4 separate regions of the Mus musculus genome follow, and all the other regions are linked to region 4. A link is a loop called in an ENCODE intact Hi-C map of the cell type or tissue named here. Cell type or tissue: gastrocnemius. All regions are shown on one strand. Region 1 has its middle 8.7 kb from the start of Gm41908. Region 2 overlaps Dis3l2 (DIS3 like 3'-5' exoribonuclease 2). Region 3 overlaps Dis3l2 (DIS3 like 3'-5' exoribonuclease 2). Region 4 overlaps Dis3l2 (DIS3 like 3'-5' exoribonuclease 2).

The links. A loop is a pair of places that touch in the nucleus more often than their neighbours do. Peaks named below come from ENCODE experiments on the same cell type or tissue, not always from the same donor. Only the 100,000 strongest peaks of a DNase experiment are listed, where the experiment ranks them.
Region 1: it touches region 4 in a loop (11-fold over the local background); 17 of 42 quality-filtered maps call a loop at or near these places.
Region 2: a loop joins it to region 4, with 3.0 times the contacts of the local background. A loop is called at or near these places in 3 of 42 quality-filtered maps.
Region 3: it touches region 4 in a loop (2.5-fold over the local background); 7 of 42 quality-filtered maps call a loop at or near these places.

Annotation. Positions count from the first base shown.
Region 1 is chr1:86,614,356-86,622,355 of GRCm38, forward strand. No RefSeq gene overlaps it. Among named protein-coding and RNA genes, the nearest start is that of Gm41908, 8.7 kb to the right of the region's middle. In gastrocnemius, CTCF peaks have their summits at 86 (motif pointing right) and 4,288 (motif pointing right); a DNase peak (open chromatin) is centred at 4,298.
Region 2 is chr1:86,752,679-86,760,678 of GRCm38, forward strand. It overlaps Dis3l2 (DIS3 like 3'-5' exoribonuclease 2), which reads left to right. Exons shown (of 21, transcript NM_153530.2): 4 at 1,549-1,602; 5 at 7,610-7,711. Among named protein-coding and RNA genes, the nearest start is that of Dis3l2, 53 kb to the left of the region's middle. In gastrocnemius, no CTCF peak of the experiment used is centred here; no DNase peak of the experiment used is centred here; H3K4me3 peaks cover 429 bases; H3K27ac peaks cover 3,947 bases.
Region 3 is chr1:86,964,919-86,972,918 of GRCm38, forward strand. All of the region lies in intron 11 of Dis3l2 (DIS3 like 3'-5' exoribonuclease 2), which reads left to right. Among named protein-coding and RNA genes, the nearest start is that of Gm41909, 41 kb to the left of the region's middle. In gastrocnemius, CTCF peaks have their summits at 3,561 (motif pointing left) and 7,967 (motif pointing right); a DNase peak (open chromatin) is centred at 3,533; H3K27ac peaks cover 402 bases.
Region 4 is chr1:87,036,525-87,044,524 of GRCm38, forward strand. Dis3l2 (DIS3 like 3'-5' exoribonuclease 2) reads left to right here. Exons shown (of 21, transcript NM_153530.2): 15 at 7,493-7,676. Among named protein-coding and RNA genes, the nearest start is that of Gm28375, 27 kb to the right of the region's middle. In gastrocnemius, CTCF peaks have their summits at 507 and 4,782; DNase peaks (open chromatin) are centred at 4,776 and 5,731; H3K27ac peaks cover 1,532 bases.

The DNA.
Region 1 (8,000 bases), 420 kb before region 4:
ATCATTGCCTTTCTTGTTGACTTGTTCTCTTACTCATTTTGCCATTAGGGTTATTTTAAAAACACTATCTTAAGTACTACAAATGACCAGCAGAGGTCAGAAGTATACCATAATGCCATGGGCTAGAATTGGATGCTTAACAGTGTATTCTGGGCAAATCTTGAGCCTGGGTTTAGAAATCCAGAATGTCTCTAAATAGGAGTCTGTGATGTGGCTAGGCCCACAGAGATGACTCTGAAAGGTCAACAGACCAGTGAGGTGGCTCAGCAGGTCAAAACACTTGCTACCAATTCAGACAGCCTAAATTCTATCCTGAGACCCACAGGATAGAAGGAGAGAACCAATTCTCACAGTGTCCTCTGATCTCCATATGCACACAGTGGTGCATGTGTGTCGTTCCCCCCCCCCCGACCGCACAGAGTAAAAAAAAGGAAAGGCCAAGACTACATGCTGGAGAGAGAAATGAATCCACAGAGGTATCCAAGATCCCTTTGCTGGAAATCACTTCTCATGGCCCCAGACTGATGGCAGAGCATTGTGTGTGACTGTGTTTTTATCTCATCTAGATGTGAGTGACTCCTCACACACGTCCATTTACCCATCTGCTCTCTACCAGCCTGGCCAGAGCTCCTGGCAAGGGACTTGCTGGTACTACTTAGTGTACCATGACAGGCCTGATGACCTGCTGGGCTGTGGTGATACCAAGTACTTCTAAGTACTAAGTGACTTCTTGCTGTCTTAGTCGGTGATAAGACTTCACAACCAAAGAAACTTGGGGAAGAAAGAGTTTTTCTTCAGCTTACACTTCCGTAGCACTGTTCATTGCTGCAGGAAACTAGGACAGGAACTCAAACAAGGCAGGAACGTGGAGACAGGAGATGATGCAAAGATCCTCCTGCTTATTGGCTAGCTTCCTCTGCCTTGCTCAGCCTGCTTTCTTACAGAATCCAGGATCTTCAGCCAGGGATGGGACCACCCACAATGGGCAGTGACCTCCTCCATCAATTAATAGCATGTCCTACAGCTTCTGGAACCATCTTCTCAGTTGTTTGCTCCTTCAGAGGACTTTCTCTTTTTTTTTTTTCGGTATAGAATTGAGTTTATTTAGGGCATGGGGAGGGGAGTTAAGAGAGTAGTAGAGGCAGAGAAAGGCAGAGAGGAGAAGAGAGTAGAGGAGTAGAGGTCGGCCATGGCCACGTGGAGAGAGGGGGAGCAAGGGGGAAAGAAGCAGCAGAGAGGAAAGAGGCAAGAGAGTAAGAGCCAGAGGACTCTTGTTTATGAGTCAAGTTGATGTAAGACCAGCCAGCATACCTACTTCATAGCTTTGTCACCCAAATATACCTCCTAGCCATGGTAGCCATGTTCTGCCTTATTTATTTATTTATTTATTTATTTATTTATTTATTATGTGCACAGTGTTCTACCTGTGTATATGCCTGCATACCAGAAGAGGGCACCAGATCTCATTACAGAAGATTGTGAGCCACCATGTGATTGCTGGGAATTGAACTCAGGACCTTTGGAAGAGCAGTTAGTGTTCTCAACCTCTTAGCCATCTCTCCAGCCCTCATCTTTAAAGCCCAGGTTCTTCTTTTTCCGTGTCTATTGCAGAACTTATCTGCACTGGAATTTGCTGGCTGCCCCTCTTGAGTTGTCTGCCGCTCCTCTATAGTCTGCATTTGCTACGCAGTGTCAGCGGATGGAGAAGCTCTATTAGACTATAGGAGATGGTGTCTTCCTTCATGGGGACCCACGATGTCCAGCTGCCTATCCTTGTGCTCGTGGTGTCCTTGGTGCCCACCACAGCGTTGAGAGCAGCAACGTGGTGCTCAGTAGGTTTCCATTGTTCCATGCTGCAGATTCGATTGCACCTTGATTTTGTCATTGAGTCAGTGGGCCTCAGGAAAACAGACCAAGAGTGTTGACCAGATGGTCGTCGCATTAGGTTGCATTAGTAAGGCCGCATGGATCTTCTACAAATAATGGAAGGAACCTCAGCTGCCACTGCCAGTGATGACATCTGAGTCTTGTCGTTTCTTTTTCATTAGTTTGCTGGAATTCCGTATCTGTAGATATTCCTTTCCTTCTGCTGTGAGTTTGTGCAGTGTTGCAGGAGCAGGGTAACCACGTCCTGTGAGGACACTGTAGCTGTGCAGATGGTTGTGAGCCTTCATGTGGTTGTTGGGAATTGAATTCTAGGACCTCTGCTTGCTCCGGTCAAACCCACTTATTCCGGTCAGCCCCGCTCGCTCAGGCCCAAAGATTTATTTATTATTATATGTAAGTACACTGTAGCTGTCTTTTAGACACACCAGAAGAGGACATCAGATCTCATTACGGGTGGTTGTGAGCCACCACGTGGTTGCTAGGATTTGAACTTAGGATCCCTCAGAAGAGCAGTCAGTGCTCTTATCCACTGAACCATCTTGCCATGGACAATTTAAAAACAGCAAACTGGTTCACTACATACATTTTCTGTATTAGAATAACAGTTATAATTAATTGTATAATACATTTAAATTATTTAGTGGATTTATATGTATTATAATTGTTACTATGGTTAAAGCTTAAATTGTCCTAGCTGGGCCACTGGGAGTTTTTTGGGTTCTCTCCTGAGTTATTTGGACATGGACCCAGTTGGGTATGATGGCTCTGTCCTGCCATACAGGCCCAGATATCCTAGGCTCCTTTAGAATTGTTTGTTCAGACTTGCAGGCTTGGGATACGGCCCAGTGGATGTGTCTGGCATGCAAGCATGATGAACTGAATTTGGATTTCAGGGACCCAGGTAGAGCCATGTCTGCCACCCCAGTGCCCCTATGGTGAGATGGATGCAGAGACTGGAGAATCCCAGGAAGCTCACTAGTTAGCCTAGGGTATGAGAGGCCCACACTCTAGGTTGTCTCTTACTTCTGCACACACATGTATCATGCTACATGCACGTCTACGTTTCCATAAGCATACACATCATACACATAAGATTTTAAAATAAAGAAAAAGCAGACATACAGTAATAGACATCTCATGAGTTCACACTGTAATTTTTCAGTTCAAATTTTAGTATTATGGATTTTTTTTGAGACAGTCTTACTCTGTAGCCTAGGCTAGCCTCACACTGTGGTTGGTGATCTTTCTTAGCTTCCTGTATGCTGGGATTAGAGGCATGCATCACCGTATCTGAATAACACTATCATTTACTTTAATCCTTTAAACATTACATCTCTATTTCTTTTCTTCTGTCAAGAATCCTGCTCTTGAAGACACAGGGTAGTAATGACAGTGCATTTACATTCAGGTGACAGAGTACCAGTCCTACTGCTGCTCCATCAGAGCAGTTCCCTGTTGCAGCCCTCCTGGCCCGTTCTTACCTTTGAAGCCTCGCTCTTTGGCAGGTCCCTGCGTGTTTACTGTTCTCTAACACTTAATGTCACTATGGTTTTGGCTGAGGCTGAGGCTTGTCTGTAACACATTCTTCAGGAAGAGTTCACAGAAACAGTATTCTGAGTCCTGAGACACAGTTAGCACTTTGTATGAAAGTTCATTTTCCTAGGTATCAATTATTTGATTTATATTTAACTCCCCATATTGATTAGTCTTAGTTTAATTAATTAATTTATTGTTTGAAACAGTTTAATTGTGTCATTTTGAACAACCTGGAACTCACTGTGTAGACTAGATTGTGTAGTCTACCTGCCTTTGCCTCCTGAGTGCTGGGGTTAAAGGCATGTGGCACCATGCCTGCACAGATCAGACTGTCCCTTGGCCATGTCGGTGGAGAACTAGTGATATCTGTGGGAGGGCCCAGCCTGCTGTGGCCAGTGCCATCCCTGGGCAGGTGGTCCTGGGCTCTGTAAGAGCGTGATCCAGAGAGCAAGCCTGTACGCCATGTTACACCGTGGATCATGCCTCGGTTCCTCTGAGTTCCTGTGCTGACTTCCCTTACCTGAAGTGTAAGCCACCTAAATCCTTTCTCTCCCAGCTTGCTTTTGGTCACGTTGTTTATCTAAAACACAGAGCAGTGACTACACTCCCTAGGCATGCTTCACTGATTTCTAATGCTGCAAAGCAACGCTGCTCAAGACCAGAGCTCATCCACTTTGAAGATACTTGCTATTTCTCCTCTTGATTCCTCAAGAATTTTCACCCAGTGCTACACAGTAAATTTCTTAAAACATATCTTGATGTTCTCATTTTGGGTCATTTTCTCAGGCATTACTATATTCAGTATAGCTCCAAGTATGTTGTTCAGTCAAGACCTAGTCATTTGCCTGCAGGCCTGATATTCAGGTGTCAGTAGAGGGCGCTGTAGGAACATGGAAATGGACAGATTTGCTCTATAACAGTGGTTTTCAACCTTCCTAATGCCTCAACCCTTTAATACGATTCTTCATGTTGTGGTGACTCCCAACCATAAAATTATTTTCACTGCTATTTCATAACTGTATTTTTGCTTTGGTTATGAATCGTAATGTAAATATCGATTTAAAATGTGTTTTCTGATGGTCTTAGGTGACCCCTGTGAAAAGGTTGTTCAACCTTCAAATGGGTTGCGACACTCAGGTTGAGAGTTGCGGCTATAGAAGTAGAGTTCCTGCAGTATGCCCCTTTGGCTGTGCCTGGTAGCCAGCTAGCCTCTCATGTCACGTGAAGAGCTGCTTTTAGCAAACCTCCAGCCAACTTCACCATCTAATGAGTGGTGGTCTGAGTCTGCTTCAAGGTGTCGGTCTTAATCCTGGAGCACGGAGACTGTTTCTTAGGCTCGGTCTCAGCCACAGATGCAGAGGTGTCTCCATTTACCTGCTGCTCTTCCTGTAATTTTCAGAGGTCTTCTCTTTCTAGCCATTCCCTATCACTTCAGTCCGTTAGGGTGAGCAATTCATTGCAATAAGTTTCCCCTTTCATGTTGCTTTGTGATTTCTCTCTCCTGAATGGATCCTGAGAAATGTGTAATAGTCTCCCCATGTGTCTGTGTCTGCATGTGTGTGGAGGTGCATATGGAGACCAGACGACAACCTCTAGTGTTCCTCAGGAAACCTATCCTCAGCTGCCTTGGGATTACAAGCATACACTCCATACCTACATTTGTGTGTTTGTGCTCATGTGTGTGGGTGCATGTACATATGTGTGTGTGTGGAGGCCAGAGGTTGATCTCAGGTGTCTTTATCATTTGCTTCTACAACATATTTATTATTATTGAAATTTGTGTGTGTGTGTGTGTGTGTGTGTGTGTGTGTGTGCATGCCATGGGGCACTTGTGGAGATCAGAGGATGACCTGCAGAAATCCATTCTCTCCCGCCATCGTGTAGATTCCAGGTCTCAAACTCAGGCTGTTGGGCTTGGCTGTAAGAGCTCTTACCTACTGAGCCTCCTCAATCGTCCCATAGCTTATTTCTTGGGGACATGATCTCTCACTGAACCTGGAGCTCACTGGTTGGCTAGGTTGGGCGTCTAACAAGCCTCTTGGATCCTCTTCCCTGTGCCCCTCAGCCCTGTGATTACAGGCTAAAGGGAACTATATATGCCCTCAGCCCTCAGCCACACACCCCCTTTTTTGACATAAGTTCTCATATTAGCTCAGGCTGGTCGGTCTCAAACTTATTATGAAGTTAAAGATAACCTTCGACTCCTGATCCTCCTGCCTCTCTACTTCCCAAGGCCTAGAACTATATGTCTGTCAGGTAATGGTTTGTTTTTACAGTGTTAGAATATGAATCTCAGGTCTCATGCATGCTAGGCAACTGGCCTATCACTGAGCAATATCCCCAGCCTGATTTTTGGTAGTACTGGCATGGAGCCTATAGCCTGGCACCTGCTAGATAGGTGCTCGCCACTGAGCCACACCCCAGCCTTCTTGTTCTTGATTTGAAAAAAAAAATGATACCGTGATCTTTATCTTATAGACATTTAGAATGAGATATGAATTTATATTCCTCATTTTTAAAAATATAAAATCAGTTTTGTTCAATTTTAGAAGTAGATGGTTGGGGACACTTTTCTAACTTTATAATCCTTCTCCTGTTTCCATGTAGTGTCAAACAAAACAAAACAAAACACTCTACCGTGACATACTATAGTATTAACAAAAAATTCAAACTGTCATAAGATCACATTCAATACACTTGCATTTTACACATATTTAAATGAATTTAAATTTAAAATTTAATTTAATTTAAACTTAAATTAAGAAATATAACAACAAAATTATAGTCCTTAGAGTTAGGTATGGTGGTACATGTCTTTTATCCCAGCATTTGGGAAGCAGAGACCAGCAAAATTCTTGAGTTTCAGCCTAGTCTACATAATGAGACCCCCATCTCAAAAATAAAATATCACATTGCTTAGAAATAAAACTGAAGGGCTGGAGAGTTGGCTCAGCAATGAAAAGCATTGGCTGTTTTTCCAGAAGACCCAAGTTTCATTCCCAGCACCTAAATGGTGGCTCACAATAACCTCTAACTCCAGTCCCAGGGGGAATCTGATGCCCTCTTTTGGCTTCCATGGATACTGCATGCGTAAGATACATGAACATATGCTGGCAAGATACCCATATACCTAAAATATAAATAAGAAGAAAAATATTTGAAAAAGAAATGGGACAGAATTATAAATCATAATATATATATATATATATATAGAATATTGCCAAATTTTAAAGATTTGAATGAGTAGAAAGGTGTCTATTGATCACTGATGGGACAGTTTAATGTTATTAAAATAATGGTAATTCCTAAACTATTGATTCAGTACAAATCCTGCCAGAATTCTGATCGTCTTCTATGCAGACATTGACAGGCTGACCATGAAGATCATTTGGAAAACCAAAGAGCCTAATACAGCTAAAACAATCTTGGGAATAAGAAGACATATGGAAGACTTCTGCTTCTGGGTTCTAAGACACTCAGTGTGATAGTGGTGTAAGGTGATGTCATCACTGTGTTCCTCACAGTGGTGACAAGAATAACCAGAGAGAACAACTGAGGGGATCAGTTTTGTTTAGTTTCAGGGCTTGCAGCTCCTCCTCAGCTCATTTGATTCTGAGCCTGTGGTGAGGCAGATCATCGTGTGGAAGAAGAGTCTGTTTGCTCGTGGCAGACAAGCAGAGCAAAGGGACTGGAGCTTGTTCAGTTCATCACCGTCAAAGATGTCCTACTGGCGCTGCTTCCGATTATGTGCACTTTCTAAAATTTTCAGAACCTCTCCAATGGCTCTACCATCTGGGGACCAAGCATTCAAGACACAAGCCTATGGGGACATTATCTATTCAAGCCGTAACTTTCTACTTTGCCTTCCCCCACAAACTCATGAACATCCCATACTGCAAACACATTTGGTATATTTCAAGAGGCCCAACCTTAATGGGTCCCAACCTTGCCCAGTCTTAACCTTGTCCAAATCCTAAGTTTCTTCTGAGGGTAAAGGCAGACTCTTCACTGTAAACCCCTGTAAAATAAAAAGCATGTATTCCCAAGCTACAGCAGCACAGGGTGGTAAGCATGGAAATCTCCCAGAGTGTGGTTGAGACCCAGAGAGCCAGTACTGACTTCTTTTCCTCCATGTCTAGGTTCACATGTCATGGCCAGCTCCAACAGGTAGTATAGGCAGCCATTTATAACCGACATGGCTCTCTCTTGGGCCACTTTGTGACTCAATTGCATATTCCTGGCATCTTCAAACATGCTGCAGACTCCATTTCATCTTTGACATTACCTCAGAGCTTCATTCATAGCCTCCTCAGGAGATTTTGCAAGGACTTCAACCTAGTGTTATGGGGTCTCCCAGATTTTTTGAAAAACTCACCTGGAACCCCCCTTGACCCCATGCTTTTTCACTGTAAGACCAGTATTACATGGACCTGAGATCAGCACATCAACGCTGCTGCCAGAGGAACTGGGGAAGCCCTGGCCTCATAGACTGTGAATTGCTTTTTCTGCGACTGACCAGAATTTGGTAAAACAGTCCATAAACAGGTTGTCGGAGGAGACTGGAATGGGGCAAGGAC
Region 2 (8,000 bases), 280 kb before region 4:
CTCTCTGATATAAAAATAAAAGTGACAATTTATGAAGCCAAAAAAAAAAAAAAAGAAGAAAAGGCTGTCCGGAATCAGAAAATGAAATGCTTAAAAATACTGTTTAAATTTGCTGAAGCATTTCCCCTCAAGGCTGTCTGTTATTCCCTATTGTAGCCTCCTCATCATACATAGTGACTGTCAAGCTAGTGGTCAGGAAATATTTGTTGAATGTATGAGTATTTAGAAAAAAATTATAAGTGTTTCCCCTTTCCTTCAGTAAGAAACAGTTGCTTTAGAAAGTGAATTTGCTTCAGCACTCTTAACCAAGAAAGCCTGGGCAGCTTTGTCAGCTCTATCTCCTGACCCCTTTCCGTAACCAGCAGAGTTCTGGCCACATAGGGTCAAGCAAGTGCTGGATGCCTCACCTGCTGCACCTCTACTCCTTCACCTTTGATCTTTTCTTAGAACTGTGCTAGCTGAAAGTGCTGTAGTTGTAATCTCACAGCATCCCATTCGTTTTCTTTCTCAAGGACTAAACTTAGTTATTATTCAGTACCCTATGTGGTCTGTTTGGGGCTTGATCATAATCAGTATCAAATATCAATACAAATGGCTAAGGACTGAGTGATCATCTGTGATAATCTAGTTGGTATGTTAAGATGTGTATCATGGCATGGAAATTTGTAATTTAAACACCTGTGAAAGAAAGAAATTATTTTCCATTTAATCTTATACCTTCACCTATCTTGTGAATTCTGTGCCTTTGAGTCATTCCTTTTAGTGGGAAATGTTCTTTAAACACTTTCTCAAATTATCCGTTGAGTTGTGTTGGTAGGAAAACAGTTTCTTCCCTGCACGTGTTCCAGTGGCCCGTGAGTGCAGCTGGACTCTGGGGGAGGTTATGGCTGCCTGAAAAAGGCCCACAGCACTGAGTGGCTGTTAAGGACTGCCCCTACCTGCACGCCTGTACATAAATAGAAGTGGATCCTGACTTGGTGCTGGAGTCATACGAAGTTGAAGGCAGACTGGGTGGCCTAGCTATGGGAGCTAGCGTTGACATTTGCATTAAGAGTTGTTAGGAACCATTTTGAATTATTAACTCATTCGGTTCTGCAAAGGAGTCAGAGTAGAACATGTCCATCCAGCTCCTCGGGGCTAAGCATCCAGTTAGAACCCAGCTTGAAAACAAACGGTCCCAGAGACGTGACATTGTGCAGAGGTCATGGGACTGACCTGGAGCAAGTAGGCTGCTAATATGAAGGAGGCATACTCTCCAGACAGCCTTGTTAGAGTCAAGGTTTAAAGGTGAAGGTGAGTAGTTGTCATGTCCTGCTCTGTGCCTAGGGCTGGTATTTCCTGTGCCCATCAGAGCAGGGCAGTAGTCTCAGTTGTCAGTGTTGGAACCTAGTTTTTCCTGTACCAGCCTTAAATTAATTCTCATACATCTAACTTGTTTTCTGAATCAAATTGTTTAAGAACTTTTTAATCAGAGAATAACATACATAGGAAAAATAAATATCCAGCTAGTAGAATTTTCAAAGATTGTTATTTTGTTTTGTTTTAAAGGGTGTATTGAGAATCAACCCAAAGAAGTTTCATGAAGCCTTCATTCCTTCTCCGGTAAGTTTATTAACTTTATAATAAACTTAATGTCATATTGAATATTTTAGATGTACTCTGAACTTGAAATCATATACTTTGACTAAAAAGCAGAATAGTAAAACAAAATTGAGAATAGGCAAAGATTTGTTTCAAATTTAAATAAATAAAATTTGTTCACTACCCCTTCTGCCAGTCTTAAAATTGAATGCCAAATGAGAGGGATGACATTTGTTCTGAGGCTGCAGAAAGCAGCTGGACTTTCACAGACTACCGGCCAGCCCATGTAATTGGATACTCTTGGTTTATAGCTTAAAAGGATTTATAGGTTTTTCCACTGATTTAAGTTAATCTTTCCTAAACAAATATGCTATCTACTTTCGATCTACTGCATGAGCTAATCTGAACATTTGTCCAAAAATAATGTGTAATGCTTTTCTGTTGGTTTCTCACTTCACTTTTGTGCAGGTGATCGGCCTTTGGTCAAGGCGCTTTAGTTTTTGTTTTTAGGCTGTTTCTTGTATTCATGACTTGTCTTAAGAGCTTCTCTCTGGTTAAAGTAGTCCTGCACTGGTAAGTAGTTAGCGGCAGGTCTGTGCAGAGGGTTGTACCTGAGGCTGGAAGAGCAATAGTCTTGAGTTCCTGGCCTAACTTTCCCAGGATGTTGTCATGGAGAGCTACTTTTTTTTTTTTTTTTTTTTTTAACAGTGGAAGAGAAACATAGGGGTGAACTTCTGCTTAGAAAGGAATGACATATTTCATTAGCTACATGGCAAGTTTAATAACATTGCTGTGTTGTTCATAGGTGATTCTGTTATTACTGTTATTGTTACTACTGCTGCTACTATTGCAGTATCCTTATTCTCTTTTCTCAAGCTTTGCTCAGTTTCCTTTTCTCTTTTTCTCTCTCCCATCAGAAATCAAGTGCTTGCATTTACTTCAAGTTCAAGGCTTACTGTTACAGTAGGGAAAAAACATCTTTGATGCTTTCACACTGTTTCCTCTAAATCATAGTCTCTTCCTTAGATGAAACATATCTATACTCTGACTTGTAAAGTAACAACTTTGAGGTGGGGTTTTACTTTGGGAACAGTTCTGTTAAGCAGTGGAGTGTGTAGAGTGTGTTTACATGTGGTTAGATTCTAGAGTTTGCTCATACTATGACGATCACATTCAAGAAGGTGCCACGTGCCATCTTAGAATCAAGATTAGCTATCTCAGTAGGTTCTATATAATCAACATTTCTCACATTAGAAAGGTTGACTTTTTTTTTTTTTTGTAGCCTTCTAGTTGGAGGAGTTTAACTAAGTTTAATTAAGGAGTCCTCGCTCGTGTATGAGAAACAGTGATTTTTAAGCATGAAAATCTCACTTAATTCATCCCGTGAGATATCTGTGAACTGACCAGAGTTCAGACCTCTCATCTACTCTGTTTGCCTCGCTGGCTGCAAGGATACAGGGGACTGTAGACGTTTGAAAACTTTACTATAGCTTTTTATTTTTCCTAAGTGTTGAGTCTTGAGTTCTTTGAAGTTAAATCCCTGTTAGGTTAGCACTTAACACATGTGAAGCCTAGAACTAAGGGACAGTTCCAAATATATAAGAGGTTATGAATTGGGCTGGAGAGATGGCTCAGGAGTCAAGCTCTCATGCTGCTCTTGCAGAGGATAAAAGTTTGGATCCCAGCACCACACCAGGGTCTCACAGTACTGTAACGTTAGCTCCAAGGAATCGGATTCCCTCTTCTGCTTTGGTGGATACCTACATGCATGGTTATTCACCTTTGCATACACATGAATAAAAATAACATTAAAATAAATTTTATGACAAAGATACCTCTTTGTACCCATGTTTGTTTACATATAGAATTCATATTCTGTGGAGCTTTGGGCTGACTGTTAACCTGTGTTCTAACACCTTTCTTTCTCAAGCTTGATTCTTGTCTTCTCTTGGTTCCTTTACATCTAACCAGGGCTTGAGCATATGCATATGCATATATGGCTATCTTACCCTACAGGTCTGAGTTCTATATCCATGTTTCTTAGCAATACCATTCCTTAACTTGCATGAAGTACAGAGTGCCACCTCGGTGCTTAGGCCGATTTCAGGGGAACACATTCTTTTACCTCTTAGAATTTCTTGTCAGATGAGGAGGTGTACAGAGTCTAGTTAGGATCCTGCAAGTTAAATTCATATTCTTTGCTTTACAAATATTATGTTTATATGCTTCAGTCTGGTCTGTTAACATTAGGAAGGAAAAAGCAAAACATCTGTGTTTCCAAGGTTTATATTTGTTTTTCTATTTGAAACTTTTACCTGTCATATTCTATTTAGAAAGTTTTAGATGGATGCAGTGTTAGGATGGTTTTTCTATAAAATATGTATATGTTGTTTTATCTAGAACCTAATGGAATAGTCACATTCTCCCAGAAACTATTAATACTAAATTCACCCCTGGGAAGACTGGCAGTAAAGGCTGCTTATCAAGGCCCAATTGTAGGTGAATATACTCTAATTTTGGATGTTAGAATGGTACTGTATTCTTGTTTTGGGGCTCTTTTGGTCAGTTTCAATATTTAGAGGCATTGTAGAAAAGAATTAATAGAATTCAGTAGCATGAATTTCTGGCTAAGTATAGTTTATGTCCGCATCAAGACCAAACTTGTGTTGAATTGCAAAATGCCTACAGGTAGACTAGGAAGTGCAGTGTTGGGGCTTGAATGCTTACCTGTAAGACAGGAACACGTAGGAAAAGAACCTATGGTCTGAGCACAGGAGATAGAAAGATTTTCTCATGTCTAATATGAAGAGTTGATAAAATACCCTCTGTTAGATTAGGTTTATTCTTACTCTAAAAATGTTTACTGGGTGCTATTTGCCATTTGAAAATATCCACCTAGTCCAGTGGGCTAAGTCCTCATCATCACGTATGAAAGAATATTTTGTATCGAAGGAACTTGATTTGGAATTATTATAATTTCTATTGGTAGTAAGTAGATTTTTTTCCCTTATGGTAGATTCTAAATGTATGGAATGTGTTACATATGTCTACCTGCTAGTATCTTGGAATTCTTGGCAAAAATAAAATACAAAGTGAAAATTAAAACAAATAACTTTTAAGTAAAGTAAGATAAATGATAATATTACAATATCTTTTTTATCTTTTTTTAGTTGAGCTAAAGAAAAGGAATGGACAGCTTGTTATTTTTTTCTGTTCTGGATTATATTGGTCTATGAAGCTCTGTAATTTGTGTCTTGTCATGGGAGGCATGCTTTATCCAGCTGTGGAATTTATTCCTGGTCCAAAAGGATCTATTATCTCATCAATAGAGGATACTCTGAGCATTATGACATTCTTATATTATCTTCCTTCATTCTCTCTTTTTAAAGTTAGATGTGTCCACACTCCTTTTATTTTTCTATGGATGTTTACCATCCACTTCCTGTCTCCTTCCTCACCCTCAACTATGCTATTCTTTCTAATGGATAAGGTGAGTCTTCCAGTGTCCAAGTGAAGAGTTGAATTGTGTAGCTTTAAAATCCAGTTAAGAGGGATAATATTGAACAGTTCCTAAGTTTAGGATCTTTTATTTTGCTTTCTAAGACAAAATTTCTCTACAAAGCCCTGGTTGTCCTGGAACTTGCTTTGTAGACCAGTCTGGCCTCTCAGAACTCAAGAGGTGTACCTGCCTTTGCCTCCAGAGTACAGGGATTAAAGGTTCCGTCATCACCTGGCTTAAGTTTATTATCTTTAAAATGACAGACTTGGCTGTAGATAATAGGCTTCTGAGTGAATTGAAGAATTGAGTAGTGACACATTAGCTAGGAGTTGTCTTAGATTCTACTCATTCTCTCTTCTTGGTTCTTTAAGACAGTAATGCTAAAGTCTAGTCATCGAATCTTTCTATTTCTGAGCTGCCAAAGGAGGAGTACAGCTGCTTGCTGAGGAGACTTTGCATTGCTGATGTTTTGATACATGAGAATGGGTTAGGATGACCTCTGAGCAGCTGCTCTCTTCATTGGAGGGCGGTTCCTAAGATCAGGGTGCTTTAAATACATTGCAGAAAGCAACAGTTGGTGGTGATGTGTCACACTCGTGTGGTTCACGTTCTATTTACCAGTCATCTCTGTTTCTCTGAGAAGCTCATCACAGGGTCAAACTGCCTTACTTCTTTATGGCTAACACGGTAGCTGTTCCTTAGGGACGAGGGTGGGGTCAGATTTGGCAGAGTGTAGGCCACAGCTGCCAGTCATCACTAGACTGGAAATTGAATAGAAAATCTGTTTTAAAATATCTTGAATTTGTTTGTAGCTGGGAGGAGTTGGCAGATTTAGAATGCCCATTTTAACTAACTAAAATTTTATAGTACTCAAGTTATTTGAATGTTAAATATTAACAGTATAGAGTGTCTGTATTACAAATCAGTGACTTTCCAGACACTTTTGCTATTAGCTCCTGTAAGGAAAGCCAACATTTAACTTCTCTTTTATTCTCTGAAAAGGAACGCGATGACTTGGAAGACTAAAGAAGAGCACATGTTTGTCGAGACATTTTTCTCTTGGCCTCTGACCCCCAAAACTTGTTTTTATCTAGCTATTTTTTGCATTAGATTTTGAAGTAGATGCCCGGTGAGTTTGCTGGGCACCACCCCATTTACCACGGGGCCTTTCTGGCTGTGAGACTGAGCATGCCTAAGGTGTCAGTGCTTCATGTTCATGGTCTAGAGCTTACCATGCTCTGACGTCAGGAGATAGAGGTTTAAAGATGTTTCATGAATCTTAATCTATTTTCATTTAAAATTTCATGTAGGAGTACTATATTTAAATTATTTCCTTTCCCTCTCATTCCTCCAATTCCTCCTGAGTCTTCTCACTACTTCTCATAACCTTATATTTTTATGTGTATACATGTGCATGTATATACTCATATGTTTATATATATAAATGCATAAATGTAACCTGCTGAGTCACTGTGGTGTTCTATATGTGTTTAGATTGTTAGGTAACCAACTAAGATGCTCATTGAGGGGAAGTCTGATTCTCTCTCTTCCGCCAGTGATTAAGTTTTCCTGTATCTGAAGTATGTGGTATCTTCAGCAATAGGGATTGACCTTCAATTTCTGGGAGGCATTTTAGGGCAACAGCACTAGCATATGTTATTTTGAGAGTCTTTTGGACTCTCTTGACCAACAACTTGAAAGAAGGTTTCCTGTTTTCTGGCACTGAGGTTTTAAATGTGATTCCTTAGGGAATCATATATTTTTTATGTTTACTTAAAATTACATATAAGTGTAAATGTTTACATATGTATCTGTTAAATTAATTTTAGTTCTTGCTCCTTTCATCTCTCTCTGCTTTATTTGGAGGTTTTTCTTTTTCTGTTTTGTTTTTGTTTTTGTTTTTTTGAGACAGGGTTTCTCTGTATAGCCCTGGCTGTCCTGGAACTCACTCTGTAGACCAGGCTGGCCTCAAACTCAGAAATCGGCCTGCCTCTGCCTCCCGAGTGCTGGGATTAAAGGCGTGCACCACCACCGCCCGGCGGTTTTTCTTTTTCTACTCTAAAGCTAAAAAGGATAACATAAGAATATTATCTTTTTCATTTTAGTAATCAGTCTACAGTGTTAGTTTTTTTCTTTATGTGCTTTTCTTTGTTTTTGTCAGCCTTTAGTAGATCTCTTTAAGTATTTGGTGATTTTAGCCTCAGCTAGTCTGTTCTTAGGTTTGAATTTTTTTTTATATTATTTATTATTATATGTAAGTACTCTGTAGCTGTCTTTAGACATACCAGAAGAGGGCATCAGATCTCATTATGGATGGTTGTGAGCCACCATGTGGTTGCTGGGACTTGAACTCAGGACCTTCGGAAAACCAGTCAGTGCTCTTAACCACTGAGCCGTCTTGCTAGCTACTAGAGTAGTATTCTTGTTAAGTTAGCAGACAGATTTAGAGTATGAACACTTTGAAGGAGATAAATTTTGGCTCCAGGCCTTGGTAACTTGACTGTTCCTTTATTTCTCCCTCCAATTTAGGATGGTGATCGGGACATTTTTATTGATGGAGTTGTTGCTCGTAATAGAGCCTTAAATGGGGACCTTGTGGTTGTAAAACTGCTTCCTGAGGATCAGTGGAAGGTGAGTTTAAATTTCCTTTTCTAATTATTTTCTTCATAGGGTATTGTGCATTCCATAATGTACTTAGGCATTGTATGTGTGTGTGTTGGTGTTATGGGCCCCTTGGACTCCAAGGTAAAAATAAGTTTTGCCTGTGAATAAGGCTATTCAATGGGGATTTGAAGTCGTTCCCCCCCCCCCCACACACACACACACTTTAGTCAATCTACCTTGTCAGATCCTTGCACTAATTTCTGATACTTTTTTGGATAAGAAAAGTGCTTGTAGGGTCTTGTCAAGTGTGAAATAA
Region 3 (8,000 bases), 72 kb before region 4:
TATGCATGTTCACGCACACTTACACACACACACACACACACACACACACACACAAAGAGAGAGAAAATAAAGGCTTTAGAAACACTGTTTGAGGAACAGATGTAGTGTGACCTTGCTGGGGTATGAAGTTGGAAAGAGGCTTAAAGTGGCAGACTAAGCAGCATGGGCATCCTTCAAGGTAATAGGTTATGCTCAGTTTTGCAACAGTTGAGTGGCCTTCCTTCTAAGTAGAAACTCTCTTGAGTGCTCTGGATAAAGGAAAATTCAGCCAGAGTCAGGGCTAGCATATCAGTATCAGGGTCTGTTCCACATCACTGCCCCTTGAAACTTTGAGTAAATGCCCCGACATAGGCAGAGACACTTGTTCATAGACTAAAGTATTTATCAATGCTACAGAATCATGCTGGACAGTCACCTCCAATGTCAGCAATGCCTATCACAGAGCAAAAAGGAAAGAGAAGCAAGGGGTGGGGAAATGGAGAAGCTGTTTCTCCAGGTACTGCTGCTGCCTACGTTGAGATAAATACAGAGGGCAGATTCTCCCTAGTAGTTAGCTTTTAGTGCATGTGACTCTTGGCCACTGATTGTGGGGACCTAACCCTGCTCTTTCTATGTTTTGTTTTTGTTGTCATAGACTTGAGGTGTTATTGTATAGCTCAGGATCTCCCCACCTCTGTCATCATATCAAACCTATAGATCTAGTCTTTAGTGAACACTTCCTGGCCCAACCAAAAGTATCTGGGACCTATTCATCAATAGGAGACCAAAATCCAGCTCACCCAGCACATGGAATCCTGGGAAAGGGAAAGGCAATAGGACCTGATATAAATAGGATTGCAGGTTATCACCAGATACGAAAGAAGATGCACGGGAAGAGAGACAGCTCAGTCATTAGGAGCACTTGCTGCATAATCATGACCAAACCTCAACGATATCCCAGTAGCCAGATGTCCTTACAAAACACCTGTAACTCATGCTCTGGAGGATCTGATACCTTCTGGTCTCTGCTCGTGTTCAGGTACACACAGCTATAGATAACCACATACATCATGCAGGCGCACACACACACACAAACTCTAAAAGCAAAGAATATACTGAAGTCTGGAGTAAAGGAAGGTGTTATTCGCCTCAGCAACACACATATTAAAATTAGGATGCATATTAAAATTAGGATTAATACTGCCCTTGAGAAAGGCTTATATGCAAAGTTGAAGAGCGTCCATATTTTAAAAAATAAAAATTACTGAGGCAAACTTTATTTTCCTGGTTTTCCATTATTTTCATGAAATATCTAAAGCTAGGTATGAGGTTTATTAAGTTCAATTTTGTATCTTGACTCTTTGTTTGATAGTTGTTTGATTGGTTGATTTGGTTTGCTTTTATGTTGTTGCTGCTATTGTTGTTTGTTTTAGTTTTGAGACGAAATGTCATGTAGCCCAGGCCGACTTTAAACTCTTCATGTAGCCCAGGCTGACCTTAAACTCTTCATGTAGCTGAGGGTGGCCTTGAACCCTTGATCTCCTTTCCTCTATCACACAAGGATAAGATTAAAGGTGCATGCTGAACTTTGAAGACTGGAAGTCCAAATGACATAAGGCCACCTCTAGTGAGGGCCCTTTTCATCTCTTCAAGGCAGATAGTATGGCAATGACTGTATAAAAAGAAAACATCATATGGCATGTCAGACGGCTAGGATGAAAGGAGGAGCCAGTATTAGCCTCACCTGTCAAAGTTCCTACTATCTGTCAACACTGCTCTACTGAGAAACAGTCTCTGATTACACAAACCCTTGATGAGAGAACATTCAAATCATCTCTAAATTATAACAGAAGTTCTACCAACAATGATTCCATGAAGAGCTTTGCCACTGGTATAGGAAACTATAGACTATATCCAAAAAGGGAAAACCAGTGTCCACATTTGAACACTGTAAATGGAGACAAAGAAAATCACTTGATCGAGGTTTAGAATGCCAGACCTTAAGCACAGGCAGATTGGGTGTTATAGGCCAGGACTGTTGCTGTCACAAGGTAACCAATAGTTCAGGAGGTGAGAGGGGATGGGGAAGTAGAAATGGCAGTGTCTTGTTTCTTAAGTGATTTGGGGAAGTTTTGTTGCTTATTTGTTCATTTGATGGAGGATAAGGTACTGTTCTTATAGAAACATCAGTACAGGGAGGGTGGAAACACACAAAGGGAAGAAAACACCAGGCTCTCTATTCTCATGCTGTGTTTAAAGAATTCATGATGTTCAGATTCAGGTATCAGAACAGAAGAGTCTAGATTCCAAGAAGAGGCAGGGCTCAGAATGCAGAGGACAGAAACCAAGGAGAAGGAGGCAGGAAGAAGAACAGAGGACAGAAGGTAAGGGCCAACCAAGAAGGGAGTACAGGAAAGGCCAGTCTTGAGTGTTCACTGGTTCTGTATTTTAAAAACAACATGTGGTTATAGATTATATAATATATATTACTTTCCATATGGTCATATGTACACAAATGAAACGCATGGATTTCATGCCATCATGCTAACATTCTAAGAACCGGGATCCCATGGTGTTTGTGCTTTCAAGTCTTGGTTTATAGAATCTAAAATTCCTACAAGGAATTTTACAAGGAGTGTGTAACTTTGATAATTAAGAGAAAAAAATGAAAGCTGAGAAGTATAAACCATTCTGAGAAGCTTCAAGTGGAGCAACTGGAGTGTGACTGGCAGAGGAATATAGTCTGGAGTTAAGGGAAGCTCCACCTTTGCACTTGGGGAATCGAACCAGATGAGCAGGGAGATCACTAGCTAGAGCTCCAGGCTGAAGGCAGGAGACACTTGCCATGAGATAACAGGACCAGGGCATCCCTGAAAAGCTAGGGAAAATGGCTCAAGAGAGTAGTTGATGGAGAGTGCTAGAAAAGGCTTAAGTCTACCTTCTCTGTGTACAAGAGTTGAGTTTTCTGCTGAGAAAGAATGAGAAGGTAGAAGAATTGGAGGAGAGAAGTAATGCGTGTGAAGCCTGGGGGAAGATGCTATCAAGGCATGGCAGGAGCTGAGACTGTTTGTTGATGCATCCCTATATAGCCCAGCATGTTTTCCTGCCACCTTCAGTGTTTAGCCAGTAGGGTCCCAAGAACAAAGAAGGCACACTGTGAGATTGGTTACATGACTTGCAGTTAGGACAGTGGAGTTGGGCAGCTGGGGAACTGTGGTGAAAGTCCATAATAAACAGGGAGGGATACAGGCAGGGCCAAGAGAAAACTACCAAGCCCCACGGAAGCATAGGCACTGGCCCTATGCTTTCGGCAGCAGGACTTTCTCTACACAGAGATCCTTCCTGGTTATCTTGGTACTCTGCACCTCAGTCCGGCCCAGAATCTCTCCAGAGAGTGTGACGAGCCTCACACGGCCAATGTGCTGCATGGAGTCAGGCAGGGCATCTTTCTTCCTCCTCATCTGCCTGGGTAGAGTTTTGAAAAAGTGGCTTTAAAGAGAATAGCCCCACCTTGCCAGTCCTCTGCCACAGGAAAGCCTGCTGCACTCCGGGTTGAACAGGAACGCATGCACAGTGACCCCTGGAGGACCAGTGGATTTATGAGAGGCTGTGATGTGCCAAACCACAAATGTGATCGTAACCTCTTAATTTCTTCTCCTTTGAAAGGCAGAGGCCTAACCACCTATTTACAAAACTGGATGAACATGCACTGTTTCCTCTGAATTCCATCTGATTCCTTACCCAGAATCTAGTAGAAAGTGTATTAAAAGGACTGTCCCTTAAAAATTAAATGCATTTCTGCTGCCACAGCTTCTTCATGAAACTTGAGGTCTTTGGCATCTGACCAGTGGGAGGAGCAAAACAGTTTTGATAACCAGGACAGCTACAGGGTATACTAGTGGATTTTTTTTTTCCAGAGGGTTGCCAAGAAAATCTTTCCTTTCTACTGAAAGTACTAATTGCTATGGGCATTTTTTTGAGAAAGATGCTACTATAGAATATCTGTCAGCAAGGATTTCATAAACTGTTGGGATTTGGTTTTTTTATTTGTTTGTTTTTGTTTTGTTATTGCACGAATGTGTGTGACAGACAGACAGACAGACAGACAGACAGACAGGGAGAGAGAGAGAGAGAGAGAGAGAGAGAGAGAGAGAGAGAGAGAGCACATAGAAAACAGCAGGATATTTATCTTATACCAAAAGCCATCCATCTGTGCACTAATAGTGCCTGCCTGCTGTGTGGAGTAGATAGAAGGACAAAGCCAGACTGACTTGCCTTTGTTCTTGGGGGTTCCATATCCTGGGGGCACCTAACAAGGGATCAGGATACAGGGTGGTCAGGACCTTTCCAAGTGCTGTAGAAGAGCTCGGAGGGTGGAGTAAGTAGCTAATTCTTTGGGACTGTCCCACAGCCTCTGTGAAAGATCAGGGGAAGTTATAGAACAGTACATTCTCTGCCTGGGGGAGTCTGGAGAAGCATGGAAATGGCAAGGATCTGAGTGTAGAAAGATAGCCAAAGTTTGCCTGAAGCAAGGTGTCCAGAAAGGTGTTCCAGAAAATGGGAACACCATGTGCAGAAGCTGGAGCAGCGAGCAGGCAGGCAGGTGAAGGGCTCGCAGCGGGTGGGCCCATGGGCTCGAGCTGTGTGTGCCCTGCACAGGGCTGAATGCGGGCTGAGCCAAGTGGCACAGGGCTTGGACACCTTCAGCTGATTGTTAATGCGCATTTCAGAGCAATTTCGCTTTGAATAAAACCCATGTTCAGAATCGTTCTAGCATGTTGGGTTATCAAGAAGTGCTGGGCTCAGAGTCTGACTCGAGGTCGCTGTCCAAAGCCTTTCTGATTTCCACCTGCTGCTACCTCCTCTGTACTGCCCTCAGCTGCTTGATGATCTTAAGACCTGAGCTCTACCCCCCTTTTCATTCTATACATAAAATTTTAGCCCTTTCTTGTTTATGAAAATAGATCAAGATTACTATGTATAAAAAACATAAAATTATATTATGTATAACATAGTTTATAAATGCATAACTTAAGAGATGCCTTTGGGACACTGCTATTAACTGCATTTCCACCTTTATTTGGACTTCACCTGTTTTTTCCATCAGTGTTTTCTGTCTCGGGGTCCAGTCTAGGCCCAAGATACAATGACTTTCTTTTGACAAACACTAAAGCATGATGACCAAAGTCATGTTGTGACTAAAAGTCTTATAACTGAAAGTATGATACTTCCTTGAACACTGTCCAATTAAAAGCAACAACAAAAATAAATATTGAGCTCTGGACTAATTGTTGCAGCCAGTTGCCACAGAACATCTGGTGTCGTCATCTGGCAATGAAACCCAGAAAACGTGTGGGTTTTGCTCAGCCTCAATGATAGTGCACCACAGACTGGGTGACTTCACCAACAGACCTATATAGTTGTTCCCAGCTTCAGGTGCTAGCCAGTGTGATTCCTGGTGAAAACCTACCTCTCTCATATGTGGCTGTGTCCTCATATGGCCTTACCTCTGCACCTCCATGGAGAGAGGGACTGTGTGTTTTTTTGTCCTCTCATCCTTAAAATCAGTTTTGTGTAACTAGGTCCCACCCTTATGACTTCATTTAACCTTTGTAATCACTTAATAACCCTGTCTTCAAATACTGTTAAACTGGAGACTACAGCTTCAGTATATCAATGGGGAGGTACAATTCGGTTCACAGCATAGTTAAAAGGCTGAAATTATATAAAAAATTTTAACTTTGTAACTTTGTCACAAAACAGTGTATATGACACAAAAACTCTATAGTGTGTTGGTGTAGATGAAGACGCAGTTTTTTTGTTTTGTTTGTTTTGTTTGTTTTTTGGGGGGTTTTTGTTTGTTTGTTTGTTTTTTTGGTTTTTTCGAGACAGAGTTTCTCAGTATAGCCCTGGCTGTCCTAGAACTCACTCTGTAGACCAGGCTGGCCTCAAACTCAGAAATCCACCTGCCTCTGCCTCCCTAGTGCTAGGATTAAAGGCGTGCGCCACCACGCCCAGCTACAATGCTTTATAAAACAATGGACATACAAGAAAATGTAACATATTAGAACACATTTTAACTTATTACTAAAGCTAATGGGGTGCTGAGGCTACAGCTGGCCTAGCATGCACAAAGCCCTGGGTTAAACCCCCAGCGCAGCATAAACCAGGTATGGTTGTGCACACCTGTAATCCCAGCACTCAGGAGGTGGGGAATCACAAGTGCAGAGTCATCTTCAGCAAAGCCATCCTTTGAGGCAAGCCTAAGCAACACAAGACCCTGTCTCAAAGCAAACAAACAAAAACCAAAATATCAAAGTGTTTGCGTCCTTTGAGCTGACGGTATTAAAAAAAAAAAAAAAAAAGAAACAGACAAGAGAAAACACCCTATAGGTGGAACAACAATATGAACTAACCAGTACCCCCAGAGCTCGTGTCTCCAGCTGCATATGTAGCAGAAGATGGCCTAGTTGGCCATCATTGGGAAGAGAGGCCCCTTGGTCTTGCAAACTTTATATGCCCCAGTACAGGGGAACACCAGGGCCAAGAAGGGGGAGTGGGTAGGCAGGGGAGCAGGGTGAGGGGAGGGTATAGGGGACTTTCTGGATAGCATTAGAAATGTAAATGAAGAAAATACCTAATAAAAAATTGAAAAAAGAAAAGAAGAAAAAGAGAAAACTTCAATAACACTTTCATATAGAAGCTGTTACCAAAGTTTTCAAGTAATCACTGGGTGTAAAACTTCTAGAATACTGCCAAACACCTATTAATTTCTGTTACCAATACCAGCCATGCATCTTCAATTTCTTCTTCTACATCAAGCACATGCTTTCTATGGAAACAGCACATTACAGAAACTTCACAAAGTGAGAGAAACCATGGGGATTGGTTTTGATTTTACTAATAAAGAAATTTACTAAATTTACATAAATTCAGTGTAACAGCCCTCCCTTCCCAGTAAATTGAACCCAGTACAGGGTTCAACAGTATATGTCAAGTTAGGCCACAGTAAGTATAGGAAAGAAATGGTTTATAATGCTATTTCAATTTGGGAAAGAGTGTAGGTGGTAATATTATAATCAAGAAAAATATGGGAGAAGGAATAGATTTGAAGGCAGGAGGGAGAGAAGGCAAAGTATCTTGGTGGGGAAAACAAGGAGAGATACTAATTTTTTTCTGGTATTATAAATAATATTCAGTGACAGCTATTTCTTATAATTTGAAGTATCTTAAATACAAACTATTTTGTTTTTAAAAACAGGTTGTATAATTATATTTTTTATTGTTTATTTGATTGTTTGTATAACCTTAGCTGACCTGGAACTCTCTATGTAGACCAGGCTGGCCTCAAACCCACAGAGATCTATCTGTCTGCTTCTACTTCTGCCTTCTGAGTGCTAGTATTAGTGTGTGCCACCATAACCAGCAAGATCAGTTTATTATTATGAGATTAAAATGATAAGTGAGATAAATAATTCAGGCTTTAAAAGCTTCAAAAATGGGGCTGGCAAAATGGCTCTGTGGCTAATGTGCTTGCTGTCAAGCCTGGTGGTCTGGGTTCAACCTCTAGTACCTACATAGTAGAGAAAACTAATTCCCCTACACTTCCCTGACCCCACATGTGTGCCATGCTGCACACACACACAAATAAATAGTGCATTTTTTGAAAATCCTGAAAAATGGGTGATTGGTTGGCCAATATTCATCTATAAATCTGAATTTATGAACTTCAATTGTAATAGTTATATTGTATTTTTCTGTTTATACTCCAACATAATTTTGTAATTTATTGTATATTCAATTACTAAATTAAAAACTGGTTATTTTGCCCTGATAAGATTTTATATTTAGACATTGAGTTCTTAAGAATATTATTCAATCAGAACAGTTATATCACCAAACCTCCCCCATATTCTTTAAATATTTATTTTTATCTTATATATACACTTTGTGTATGTCTGGTACCCATAGGGACCAGAAGAGGGCATCAGATCCCCTCGAATTGGGGTGAGCCACTATGT
Region 4 (8,000 bases):
TACTTTCCAGCTCCCTAGCCACCAGCCCCACCCTGGCCTGGCCTCAGAGGGAACTGCAACAAGATCTCTACAGTTCCCCACCCCCAGCATCCCTCAATTTAGTACTGATCAGACCACTGACTTCCCATCACGCCCCATTCCCTTGCAGTTTTCCACCACACTACACTCAATTTGGGGCTGCTGAGAGAGCAGCAGGTCTCCTGTGAGGGTGGCTGCTGTCTTCCCACCTTGGGCTGCCCAGCTATAGAGGAGAGTCATGCTCTAGCACACAACTCCTGTGAGAGCCCAGCAGCTGCCTTCACAGCTACTGGGGAGCCCAAGGGCTCCTTAAGCCAACAGTGAGGATGTACCCATGTGGGGGAAATTTGGTTTGCCGAAGAAATGAATTTGAAACTAGCTGGGAGCAATTCTTATCAAATTTCCATGTTAGCAGTTTTCACCAAGAACTAATTGAACAATCTCTGTGAGTGGCCTAATTCCATTAGCATGAGATTCCCACAAAGTTAACAAGTGCCCTAGTGGCCAAGGGCAGAGAGGCTCTTCTGTCTCACACTTGGTTTTGGTCTTTGAAGATGGATGGAGTTTCAGGTTTCAGCAACAGCCAGGCAGATGCTCACCTCTGGCCCAGTAGGCTTCAATCTCAGCAGCTCAGCTCCAGATCAACTTCAGAAGCCACTTTGCAAGTATTCAGGGTATGAAAGGGCTGATCAGACCACTGACTTCCCATCCCAAGATGAATTTCTCTTCTGGGTTAGCAGGTAAAATGGATCTGAGGGTAGAACATCCTACAGACCTCACCTCCCTTGCCAGGCAGTATTGAGAGACCAGGTACAGAGGAGTAGAAAATATGAAGGCAAAGTCTGAGGAGCATGAGTCTGGACAGGGCCTGCCCTCAGCACCACCTCCCCACCTGAGGCAAGACCCAAAGTTAGTGCCAGCATCTCACTGTTGTCCAGAAACTGAGTTCTAGGGGCAGAAACAGCAGCCACCTGGGACCTGTTCCTGTCCTTGAGCCACAGCGAGGTAGCTGTTCCTAGTGGGTATAGTACTTTCTCTTCTCTCCACTGCCCAGTGGGCTTGACAGTTCCAGGGACGGTGCTCTGGGGTTACCCATCAGCCCTGTGGCATCATGCTAGATGAGGAGCCCAGAGAATGAAGCATCTAGCTTCTTTGTCCCTGACTAGCTATAGACTGAGCAAGGGTCCTCTCTTCTTGACAGCTGCAGCATGGTGTCAGCATTGACTGCTATGAACCAGCCTTCCTATAGGTAGCATGGTCAGGACAGAGGTTGCAGACCTACCTACAAGGCCCTTCCTTAACCTGCTCTACAATGAGACATAAGCCAGTGACTCTTCCCTTCCCCTCCTCTGGGCCTGCTGGATGGCTTCCTGCGGGCTCTCTCAGGGCATGAGCCCTTGCCTCCTAGAATACCTTCGACTTGTCTAAAACTAGTCATAAGGCCCTGGCTCCTTCCTTCTGTCACTGACTCACCAAAACTCAATGGAGCATTGCCTGCACTTGACCTATCACCCCTTCCCTGTTTTTCTAAACCAGATTCCCCAGCCCTACCACCCTGGTGGTTTGCCTCAACTTGCCAGCCTCAGGGGCCTTTTCTTACCCTTTCCTCTGCCTCTGCAGCACTTCTCACAGGGCAGCCTGCTACAGCTCCTCCATGTCCCTCTGCCTTATTCTACCACCTCTACCTTCTCTGTTCTGGCCTCCTGGGGGCCAGTGCACACGCCTTCGTCACCTGGCTCGCTCAAGCCCTCCCTTAATTGTCTCATCCCTCATCCGGTCCTACTCTGTCCCCCAGCCCCAACTATTCCCACATACTTATTTGAAACATCTTTCTTGCTCAGTAGCCTTCCAGCTCCTGAGTGGGGTCCAAGCCTGTACCCTCAATTCCTTGCCTTTCCACCTCGAGCTTTGTGTTTCATTTCTGGTTCCTTGACATCCCTTGAAATGAATCCTGCTTGTGAGTGTACCTCCCTGTGGATGGATATACCTGTGGGCGTCTTAGGAAGTATTTAGGCATTCTGATTGCCTCTGAGGCCACTGGCCCCAAGAGCACAGACTGATGCGTAGGGATATAGGACTTGGAGCAGATCACTTCCCTATTTGCACATTAAGCTCCTGCCACCCAGAAAGATAAGAACATTGTAGGGCCATAGGAGAAGTGATACCCAGGGTGGAGTGAGGCCACAGCTAGAAAAGATGAGTAAGAAATCCAACAAAGGGATTCAAAGCTAGCTCTGAAAGCTGAGGCCTACCAGCCATTGCTAGTGTAAATAACTCTGCTGCTGTGTATGAAGGAAGTAGTACTCAGTAGATAAGGAAGTAGTACTCAGGAGATAAGGAAGTAGTACTCAGTAGATTGGTTAGGGCCTGTAGAGAAAAGATCAGGAGACTTGGTGACCCCAAATTATCAGCATGCCTGGCAGTGAGTATTAGGAAGTTAGAAACACCTGAGAACTAAACAGAAAGGACAATAGTGATAGAGGGACCCAACAGTCCTACCTCCTGAACTGGAGCCTGATGCCATTGCTCCCAGGAGTCCTTCACTCTGTGCAGGTTGTTGAACATCCACTCTGGGACTAGCACATATACCACTAGGGATGGAGACGAGATACAACCTAGGACCGAGAGAGGCCATCACAGTCATGAAGGCCAGATGCTATGATGGGGACCAAGAGGATGCTAAGAGAGAGTTCCTCATGCTATCTTCCAAACTGAGTGATAGCCAAAGAAAGGACATGAGCGAGGAGCAGCCCTAGTACTCTGGGCTGTGAGAACAGTATATGAAAGGACAGAAGCCAAAAGGGCCTCAGGACTTCAGTAGAGCCAAAGTAGGATGGAGCAGGGAAGAAGAGTGATGCAGTCCAAACATACATAAAACATACCATATTGTTTAGCCAGGTAGAGGAACTGCTAGTCTTAAACAGTGGTTCCTGCTGGAAGGGACATGACCCTGTTTTGTGTGAAGGCAACACAGTAGCAGGAGATGACGACCTGGACAACAGTGATGACAGGAAGGAAAGCAAGAGATGCTTCTGGAAATCTACTCCAGATCCTAGAACTGGACCATTTGAGCAACTCTTGCATACCCTGTTGCTCTTTAAAAAGAGGAAGAAAGAAAAGAAAAAAGGAAAGGAAAGGAAAGGAAAGGAAAGGAAAGGAAAGGAAAGGAAAGGAAAGGAAAGGAAAGGAAAGGAAAGGAAAGGAAAGGAAAGGAAAGGAAGAAAGGAAGAAAGGAAGAAAGGAAGAAATGGAAAGGGAAGGAGGGGAGGGGAAGGGAGGGGAGGGGAGGGGAAGGGAAGGGAAGAGAAGAGAAGAGAAAAGGAGAAGAAGAGAAAGAGAAGAAGAGGAGAGAAGAGGAGAGGAAAGGAAAGAAAAAAAGCAATAACAGGACAGGTGCCCAGACAAGAGGAGGTCTAGCTAGGCTAGGGTAGACACACTGTAGTCTGAGTGGTACTTATTTATGGCCAGGAACTTGGTCGCTGATTTTCACTTGGTTGGCATGCCTGCCTTCCTCAGAGGCTTCTCACCTAACCACTGTCTGACCTGTCAGGATGCTGAGGTTATGTAGACTGAAAGACCCTACATAGAGAAAGACACAATCTCAAAAAATTAGGTAAATAGCAAATAATAACCACATTTGGACACAAGTAAATAAACATGGCCCAGTCTGGGTCCTCGGATGGTAGGTGCAGTGTCCAGCAGCATAAGTTGTGTTGAGCATACTCACTTCCTAAGGTAAAGAATGCCTATAATAGTAATAAATTGACAGCAGTGTAAATTTGTATCTGAACCTTTCCCTTTAAGTGGTATCAGTACCGTTCTGGGCGGAAGCTTCCTTTCTTATGACATGGAATGTGCATCTCTGGTGTGCACTTATATATAGGTTGATTATGGCTTGCCAGGACATGAAACCCTGGCTCAGCTGGTCCCTGGGATGAGAAACAGCAAACCTTCCCCCTCTTTCCCCAGGCCTTGCAGGCCCAGACAGCAGGTAGGGACTGCTTGAGAGAGGGCTGCAGAGCTTTCACCGTGATGTCCTGGCTGACAGCCTCCTGTCACAGAAGAGTCCTACCCAAGACCTCCAGAGTTGTGGGGCCCCAGTGGCTCAGGCCTCCAGATGCTCAGCAGATGCCAGACCTGGGACTGAGGCCCCATCTCTGAGGGCTTGGCTTGCTGTTCTGGAAGGTGATCCTGGCTGTCAGCCATTCTTGAGCCCCTATTTAGAGCAGTTGTCAGGCAGTTGCTGGGATTCAGCTAGCTCCCCATCCCCAGCAGGGCTGAGTGATCTCATGCCTATGCGATGCTGTCGCCTGGGGAGGAGGTGCCCTAAGACTGAAGGCAGGTGCCCAGACCAGAAGGAGAGTCTAGGCCATGGCAACCCAGACAACCCTCAGCCACTTTCCCAGTTCCATACCCTAATGTGCTCCAGCCTGGTTCATTTGCCCTGGGATAGCACAAGGCATCATTTGAGTTTGGCTGCAAACTTTATGTGAAGTTTGCCCCTTTCCCCACAAGAGAGGAAAGCTCAGATTGATAAGCTCGCTTGCCAGAGACCCCACAGCCAACCGGTTTGCACAGAACCCTCAGCCCAAAAGGCAGCTTTAGCTAACGAAACAGCAACTGGCACTCCAGGGACCCCTGGACTTTGGGCCACAATTTGTAAACTCTCGAGCTATTCTTCCCAGAAAGTTCTTGGGTTCTAAGTGGCTTTTGCCACGTCCCAGGACTGGAACAGAAGAGTCTGGTGGCCCCCTGCTGATCACTGTGAGAACTGCACAAGGGTAGACAGGTGCCAGCAAGAGGGGCCTTGGCTAGCCCCAGGTGAGAGGAGAGATCTGTGCACCCCTCCATGGGTGATTGGCCCCACAGGGAATCTTAAGTTCAGTGGAGCTCTGGCTGCTGCTGGTTTGGCCATGTCTCAGCCTGTCAGTTCTAGATCTTCTAGATCCTGGGCCTCCTGGGAGTCTGGGAGCTCCTGGGCCAGAGTATCGCTGGGTCCTTTGTGATGTGCACATGCTTGCTCCTTCCCCTTCCACTTGCAGGATGAGAGGATTTTAAGATCATTTCCTCAAACCACCCTAGGACACTAACGAGCCTTATCCGCACCCAGAAGTGGGAACTTTGTTCCGTGCATCCTCTTGGTTGGTGACAGGATTTAAGTTAATGCTTTGCTCTTGACAGACTGTTGTGAAGAATTCCTAGGCTGATGTCTTAACTCAGAGGGAGAGAGGAAGCGAAGGGCAGATGGACAGGGGGTGCAGAATGGACAGATGGACAAGGGCTACTAATGGAAATAGGAATCACAGGCACCAAGGTGCCTGAACAAGGCCAGCCTATGCAACCAGAGTCATGCCAGATTGTGATCAGAGTTAGACATGCTCTTCTTTTCTCAAGGTCTTGGGCAGCTTACAGGGCTGTGCAGATGTCCATGGAGGATAAATTGTCAGGTCATGGTCACTGGAGAAGCTGCTTGCCTGGAGTCTTCTCATGCCTGTTTCCCATAGTGGCCCCTCCTTCACCCCATCTCTCTTCTCCCACCATGAACTCATGTGGAACAAAGCAGAAGAGTTCCTGTGGACCAGGACTCTGGATCATCCCATCAAAGTCTCTGACTTATAGCTTGGAGCATGGAGAAGGGTCCCTGTCCTGAGCCATTAGCCCACCCTGCTCCTGCCTGCCTAACAGCCTTATCCTCACAGTCCTGCTGTGGGGCCCTACTGCCACCTGCCGGCTTCATTTACAAACTGCAGTCCTAGTTCAGCCTTGGGATTACAAGAGACTGTGTACTCTGGTCAACAGGATTCTGAGACTGCACAAAGAGAACAGGTCTGGAAACAGTCCTGACTTCCCATAGCAGTGTCAGAGCATTTATTTAACAGTCTGAGCAGGGACAGACAGCATCCCAGCACTGTGGAGGTTGTGACAAGGTGAAGGATTATCAGATGTGTTAGTCATTTGTGTGGTGTATGTGAAGAAAGGAAAGCACCACTGTGTCTTGGACAGTTGATATTCCTGCTTGGTATCTGGCCCAGAACACATGTTCCCTCTGCCTTTGCACCAGCCCTGTGATCAGACATTAGCATTGTCTTACTTTGGGAAGGAAGAACAGGAGATTCACCAGGGGTTCCACAACAAGAGTGTGGTAGAACCAGCATTCAAACTGTCTCAGAGGCTTGGTGGTCAGTGATGGTGATTGTCAGTACTGATAAGCACAAGAAGGGATTGGGGACTGAGATAAGGGTGTCAGCCTAAAAAGCTCTGCCTACAAACTAGTGGGTAACACAAAGGCTTTTCTTCTTGAGCTGAGTCTAGTGAGTCCATGACAGAAGCCAAGTGTGCAGAGGCCCCCATGACTGGAGCTAGGCTTGCCCAGGCCCCAATGACAGGATCGGGTGTGCACAGGTCCCCATGACAGGAGCCAGGTGTGTCCAGACCCCACCTAGTGGGCTTCATGAGCCCCTTGTAGAGAAAGCTCTGCAAATAGGCACCTAGACAGAGCAGAGGCAAGCGTCTTCACAGCAGGTCCAGTCTGGAGAAGGAACATTCTCCTATATGTCTGATTTTCCTTCTAAGAACTTGTCTAGATGACAGATCTGACCAAGCAACACTACTCAGCCTCCAGTAGAGGGATTTATCCCAGGTTTCCTCAGACACTGGCAGACTCTCAGAGCTGCCTCAGTGGGAGAAGAAGACTAAGGCTCAACATGCAGCTTGGGGTGTCTCCTCGAAGCTGAACAAGGTCTCTAATGGCTTTTGCCTTCCCAGGGAGCAAGCTTTTTCCACACAGGACATGCTGACTATAGTAGTATCAGGATGTACACACCTGAAAGACTTCATGTTCAATCCACTTATTCACCAAGGGAGCCCCAAGGGTCAGGGGAGAACCTGCCTGCCCAGGATTGAAATACAGGTAACTAACTTCAGGGCTGGTTGACTCTGTCTCCTGCTGTGCCTGGCTTCCTACCCTTGACACACTTCCTCCATCTTCCATCAGTCCCCACCTCTTCTCACTAGGGCCTTGACATATTTTCATCTTCCTATTTAGAGCTTTATCCCCATGTACTTAGTTACTTATAGTAATTCTAATTACACTGAAGTGAAGGAAAATAGAATGATAGCTCTTCTTACAAGTGAGCCCCAGAGGAAGCCCAGCAGGTCTTCTTACCAGAGATCATTACTGTGTATCATCTCTGGACCAGGCATGACCTGAGAGCATCCCCATTTAGTGAGAAATGAGACAGGAGACCACATACACATTCAGACCAAAAGAGAAAGTCATTATTGACAGGTTGACTCTAGGAAATCTGAGCATGGAGATGAAAGAGAAAGAGCAGAAGAACTAGTTTGATCAGGTCACAGAAAGGTTCTTACACTGAGAACTAAGGTATTAGAGAATCAGCTGAGCCAAGGCCTTGGGACAGGGGCAGTAGCACCTGTCTCCAGGATCCCTCTAGTTACTGTCTATCCTCCACAGGCTTGTAGAGGAGTTCATGCTCCTGGCCAACATGGCGGTGGCCCACAAGATCTTCCGCACCTTCCCTGAGCAGGCCCTGCTGCGCCGGCATCCCCCACCACAGACGAAGATGCTCAGTGACCTGGTGGAGTTCTGTGACCAGATGGGGCTGCCCATGGATGTCAGCTCTGCAGGGGCCCTAAATGTGAGTGCTAGTGGGCAGGTAATGGGAAGACCTGCTTGGAGAAAAGAGATTAAAGCCTAGAAGTTGGGCTGGTGGTGACTTGTCTGCCTCCATGTAGCCACTCCCTATGTAGCCAGGTCAGTCTCCCCTGCGGTGGAGAAGATGGCATCCACTAGGGGTAGGCTCTATTATCAGGTCTGTACCAAGGGAGACTATTCAAGGTGTAGCCACTTGCATGGCCTCTAGCAAGGACTGGACTGGTCCTTGCTGAGCCAGGGTAACAGGAAGCAAGGAATCTTTCTTAGAGGGAAGCACTTCACATGTTCCCTTCTCAGAGGTAAGCTT